Regions from separate parts of the Homo sapiens genome. Here region 1 is linked to region 2. Evidence: read pairs that join two places in POLR2A ChIA-PET (ENCODE). Cell type or tissue: GM12878. All regions are shown on one strand. Each heading gives the region's core, and the rest is flanking DNA. Links, peaks and the distances in the headings are about the cores only.

What was found. ChIA-PET counts read pairs that join two places held together with the same protein. Peaks named below come from ENCODE experiments on the same cell type or tissue, not always from the same donor. Only the 100,000 strongest peaks of a DNase experiment are listed, where the experiment ranks them.
Region 1: POLR2A ChIA-PET joins it to region 2 with 10 read pairs; 6 of 35 experiments call an interaction of 5 or more read pairs at or near these places.

The regions. Positions count from the first base shown.
Region 1 is chr9:130,089,308-130,092,227 of GRCh38, reverse strand. GPR107 (G protein-coupled receptor 107) reads right to left here. Exons shown (of 18, transcript NM_020960.5): 8 at 1,245-1,352. Among named protein-coding and RNA genes, the nearest start is that of GPR107, 37 kb to the right of the region's middle. In GM12878, for the core only: no CTCF peak of the experiment used is centred there; no DNase peak of the experiment used is centred there.
Region 2 is chr9:129,955,353-129,958,272 of GRCh38, reverse strand. FNBP1 (formin binding protein 1) reads left to right here. Exons shown (of 17, transcript NM_015033.3): 6 at 809-913. Among named protein-coding and RNA genes, the nearest start is that of FNBP1, 86 kb to the left of the region's middle. In GM12878, for the core only: no CTCF peak of the experiment used is centred there; a DNase peak (open chromatin) is centred at 1,342; H3K27ac peaks cover 2,305 bases.

The sequences.
Region 1 (2,920 bases), core at 156-2,655, 130 kb before region 2:
ATTTTTACTTTTCAGAAACATATCATCCCTTATTCAGCAATTTGGAATCTCAGTTGTTTCACTTAAGCTTAAGAAAGTAAGTACCAGTGGCTGGGCATGGTGGCTCACACCTGTAATCTCAGCACTTTGGGAGGCTGAGGCGGGTGGATCACGATCACCTGAGATCAGGAGTTCAACACCAGCCTGGCCAACATGGTGAAACCCCGTCTCTACTAAAAACACAAAAAAAATTAGGGCCAGGCACAGTGGCTCACGCCTGTAATCCCAGCACTTTGGGAGGCCGAGGTAGGTGGATCACAAGGTTAGGAGTTCAAGACCAGCCTGGCCAACATGGTGAAACCCTGTCTCTACGAAAAACACAAAAATTAGCCAGGTGTGGTGGCGCACCCTTGTAATCCCAGCTACTTGGGAGGCTGAGGAAGGACAATCACTTGAACCCAGGAGGCAGAGGTTGCAGTGAGCCAAGATTGCACCACTGCACTCCAACCTGAGTGACAGAGCAAGACTCCGTCTGGAAAAAAAAAAAAAAAAATTAGCCAGGCATTGTGAAAGGCGCCTGTAATCCCAGCTACTCAGGAGGCTGAGGAAGGAGAATCACTTGAACCCAGGAGATGGAGGTTGCGGTGAGGCAAGATCATGCCATTGCACTCCAGCCTGGGCAACAAGAATGAAACTCCATCTCAAAAAAAAAAAAAAAAAAAGTGAGTACCAGCAAATAACCACACAACCACTTTTTTTTTTTAATTTGAGACAGGGTCTCACCCTTTTGCCCAGGCTGGAGTGCAGTGATGCAATCTCGGTTTACTGTAACCTCTGCCTCCTGGGCTCAAGAAATCCTCCCACCTGAGTAGCCGGGACTAGAGGTGTGTACCACCACGCCTGGCTAATTTTTCACATTTTTTGTAGAGAGAGGGTTTTGCCATATTGCCCACACTGGTCTCAAACTCTTGGACTCAGGTGATCTGCCCACCTCAGCCTCCCAAAGTGCTGGGGTTACAGGCATGAGCCACCATGCCCAGCCAAAACAACCACATTCTTAACGCACAGGTTAAAGTGCAGACACATCCTAAATTGCTTTGTATTTTCCTATGAATCCTCTGCTGAAGTATCCTGCACAGTGGCAGGAATGTGTGTCTGCCCACATTCTTTTCTTAAGTATTCTTAAAATCTAATCTTATACAGAAACAAATCTCCCGTTTTATGCTGACAAAATCCACGTAGAACAATCTCCAAACAGTACTCACATCAAGGCTGAATGTAAACTTGTCACTTGGCAATTCTTTTCCAAGGCATTTATGAAAATAAAGACTGTAAAGGCCTTCTTGGTCATCAGTGCTGATGTTAAAGAAAAACTGAAAGTGAAGAAGAAAACATTTAAAGGTACCCAAATCCTCAGCGATATATATTTTTTCTTTTATTTTTTCTTTTAAAGTATTGTTTACTTTTTTGTTCAAATTCTACTCAGCTATATTTCTAAACCTTAGAAATAAGTTATGAATATTAATGGATTGAAGGAAATAAAGACAGACTGCTTAAATTATCGACTCTCCCACGGCAGAGTTTAAAGAGATATCTTCTTATTCTATGATTCCCTTCCGATATTTTGTTACAACAATTTTCAAGCATACAGAACAGCTGACAATTGTATAGTGAAAGATACATAGCCACAACCTCACTTCTACAGTGAACATTTTACTATGCCTGTTTTATCACAGATCTAGCCATTTGTGATGGCTTTGTGGAAGTCTTCAAAGATAACCTAAGATGTGGTTATCTAGTCTTCAAGCTAACGTATTATTTTGCTCTTTATAGGTATAAAATACTCTTTAAAAAGGAGGCTCATCTTATACTTGAAAACCAATCAATATTTCCTCATCAAAATTTACAACTATGGTTTTAGAGAAGAATAATAAAGGCTACATTTTCTACATTTAGACAGTTTTCTGTTTTTCATACATTTCATGAGTTTAAATGAAGTTTAATGTAAACCAAAAGACAGACAGACTTAGAGAATATGACTTCTTGGTCAAGCCTAAGAAAATTTTACTTCAGCCATAAGTTCTACCAATAAAAAGAAATCTCCCTGAAATACATTTTTAGGGCTACATATATATACCTATTAAACTACAAAGAAAAGCTAGGAAGTGACTACGGTAGCATTTTTCATGACGGGTTGCTCTAGAGTTGGGAAGGACTGCGAGGGAGACACAAGGTTTCTCAGGTGCTGGAACTGTTCTATTTCTTGTCCTGGGTGGTGGATCATAAAGGTGACTGTTCATAGTTACTTGTTAAAACTCAATATAAGTGCTTCACACTCTTCTGCATGTATACTGTACCTCACAATTTAAAAAAACGGGGAAAAATAGACATCTGACAAAAATAAAAATAAAAGACCAAGAACACATGAGCTGGAATGATTAATATGTTAAACCATGTGCCAAACTCAATGGTGAATGTGAATGTGTATTTTAATCCCCTGAGCTAGCCAGAATAAGAAAACTTTTCTAAACACATGGACAACTTCTATTTTAAAAGATTCAGGGGAAGTCTAAAAAAGATATGAAAGTTTAAAAGATATAATTTTTTTTAAAAAATCAATAGAATCATCATAGTTGATCAGAGTAGGCATCTGACCCTTAGAGAAAAAAACAAAACAAAAATGTCAACTCTAGAGTTGGAGTAAGCCCTGACAGTCCCCTTCCTGTATTTAGGTAGATAAACCACTATCCCCACGCCATGAATGAAGCAGAAGCGCTCAGAGTGGACTGCACCATCCAAGACTGGGAGACACTGGGTAGAACAGCGAGAAATCATGACGACTTCTTTCCAAGGTGGGGGAAAGCCAGAGAAACGCAAGCTACCCATGCACTGCCTGCTCCACGCATCCCAAGAACCCTGCGGATGGGCTGTTTCAGCACGT
Region 2 (2,920 bases), core at 256-2,755:
TTTGGTAGAGATGGGGTTTTGCCATGTTGGCCAGGGTGGTCTTGAACTCCTGCCCTGAAGTGATTCGCCCACCTCGGCCTCCCAAAGTTCTGGGATTACAGGCGTGAGCCACTGCACCCAGCCTAGGAAATGTCTTTATAGATTTTCCAGTTTCAATTTAATTTAAGCTTGAGTCAATCAGAAAGTAAAAAACATGCACATAAAAACACTAATGAAACATCTTTATAGATTTTTCTCATTTAATTTGTTTCTAGAACCATTATCTAAAGTTGAGCCAAAAGAGCTCAAGTTGAGTATTTTTCTAAAAGTCACGTGGAAATAATAAAGATTAGACAGTTTTGATGGAAATAAATGCAGATTTTAAAATAACTTCTAGAAATTATGACATATAAGAAATCAATTCAGAGAAGAGTATTCTTGGGCCAGACACATTGGCTCACGCCTGTAATCCCAGCAATTTGGGAGGCAGAGGCGGGAGGATTGCTTGAGCTCAGAAGCTCAAGACCAGCATGGGCAACATGACAAAACCTAGTCTCTACAAAAAAATGCAAAAATTAGCTGGGCATGGTGGTGCATGCCTGTAGTCACAGCAGCTAGTGAGGCTGAGGTGGGAGGATCACCTGAGCCGGGAAGGTCAAAGCTGCAGTGAGCCAAGATGGCGCCACTGCACTCCAGCCTGGGTGACAAAGTGAGACCCTGACTGAAGAAAAAAAAAAGAAAAAGAACAATGCTCTTTGGGAGCTTTAGATAAAATTACATCTTCTCGTAGGACTCTTATGGTTTCATAATTATTTTCCTCTGATTTTAGAGTAAAAGGCGATTTGAACGCGATTGCAAAGAGGCGGACAGGGCGCAGCAGTACTTTGAGAAAATGGACGCTGACATCAATGTCACAAAAGCGGATGTTGAAAAGGTGAGGTGAAAGCTCAAGTGTGGGCCGGGCACGGTGGCTCACGCCTGTAATCCCAGCACTTTGGGAGGCTGAGGTGAGCGGATCACCTGAGGCCAGGAGTTCGAGACCAGCCTGGCCAAGATGGTGAAACCCCATCTCTACGAAAAACACAAAAATTAGCTGAGTGCAGTGGCAGGCACCTATAATCCCAACTACTAGGGAGGCTGAGGCAGGAGAATCGCTTGAGCCCAGGAGGCGTTGGCTGCAGTGAGCCAAGATCACGCCACTGCACTCCAGCCTGGGTAACAAGAGCGAAACTATCGCCAAAAAAAAAAAAAGACAAAAGAAAGCTCAAGTGTGTCTTTCATTTCCCCTGTGAGTGTTCATCACCGACCACCCATCCCCAAGTTCTCATTTCTAATGTAGCCACAAAAGGCGCTACATGGGGAATCATTTTCATTTTGTGTCAACCATTGTGGGGACCAGAAGCTCAAGTGTGGGGAATCTTCGGTGTTAGAATTTGAGACGTTTTATCTGTTGAGTCACCAGGGTGATAAAGTGGAGACTTAGACTATGAACAGTCTGGGAACAACGTTCCAGAAGGTTGTGGCTCTTAATGGCTTTTCAAAGAGAAAGTCAATTTCTTGAGAGCCGGAGGAGACAGGACAGGGCCATCTGGAAGAGCTTGGCTGCTTATAATGGTTCCTTTAGAGCAATAGTCTCACTGCTTGCCTGACTTCTAATTGATTCCTCCTGGTTGATAACAGTGAGGTTGTAGTTGAAGCCTTGCATATTTCAGTCCTCTCAAAAGCTTTTCTCTAAATGGACTTGTATTGCCAACTAGAAATATTATAAAGTGTATACTGTTTCTCATTGTGGCTCAATATGCGTTTTTTCCCTAGAAGCTGAATTTTATTTTTATTAAAGTCATCAATACAATGTAAACAAAATTAGGCTTTTACATAACAAGGACTCATTCATGATGCCCATGGTTGTTTGGGCATTCATAGCTTCATGCTGTATGTGGGTGAAAGCACTGAGTTTTTATAGATTTGTTGAGCTTTTGACAGATCAGTTAGAGTTGAGTTTAGTTGGGAAATGGTGTGAACTATTATTTGCCAAATTCTGCCAAATTCCTTGCTTAAAGACTAGGTATACGTTAATATTAGTATGCCTTTCTCTAAAATTATTAAATATATTAAAATACATATTCTTGCCAGGTGCTGTGGCACATACCCCTAGACTCAGCTACTTAGGAGACTGAAGCAAGAGGATTGCTTGAGCCCAGGAGTCCAGACTGGGCAACATAACGAGACCCCATCTCAGGAGCAGGGGAGTGTTCTCAATATCTGTATTTGATCTCAAAATGGAGATACTTACTTTACCAAAAGACATTAATTTGCTGCTAAAGTTAAATATTTAAAATGTTATTCAATTAAAATAAGTTAGATTAGCCCAAAGTTTCAAAAGATATTTTATGTTGAATGAGGCAAATCAGTGTATGTATCATTCATATATGTGTGTGTGTGTGTGTGTGTGTGTGTGCGCGCTAAAAGAAGTATATATGTATATATTTTAGAGATACCGAGATATGGTCTCTTTTTATTTTATTTTTTATGTTTATTTATTTATTTTTATTTTTTATTTTATTTTATTTTTTGAGACAGAGTCTCGCTGTATCGCCTAGGCTGGAGTGCAGTGGTGTGATCTTGGCTAACAACAACCTCTGTCTTCAGGGCTCAAGTGATCCTCCTGCCTCAGCCTCCTGAGTAGCTGGGACTACAGGAGCCCACCACACCCTGCTAATGACCCTGTCTCTAAATAAATAATTTTTTTTTTTTTTTTGGTGTGGTGTATGGGCTCATGCCTATAATCCCAGCACTTTGGGAGGCCAAGGTGAGCAGATTGTTTGAGTCCAGGAGTTCAGATCCAGCCTGGGCAACATGGTGAGACCCTTTCTCCATAAAAAATACAGAAAAATTAGTGGAGCATGGTAGCCCATGTCTGTGGTCCCAGCTACTCCGGAGG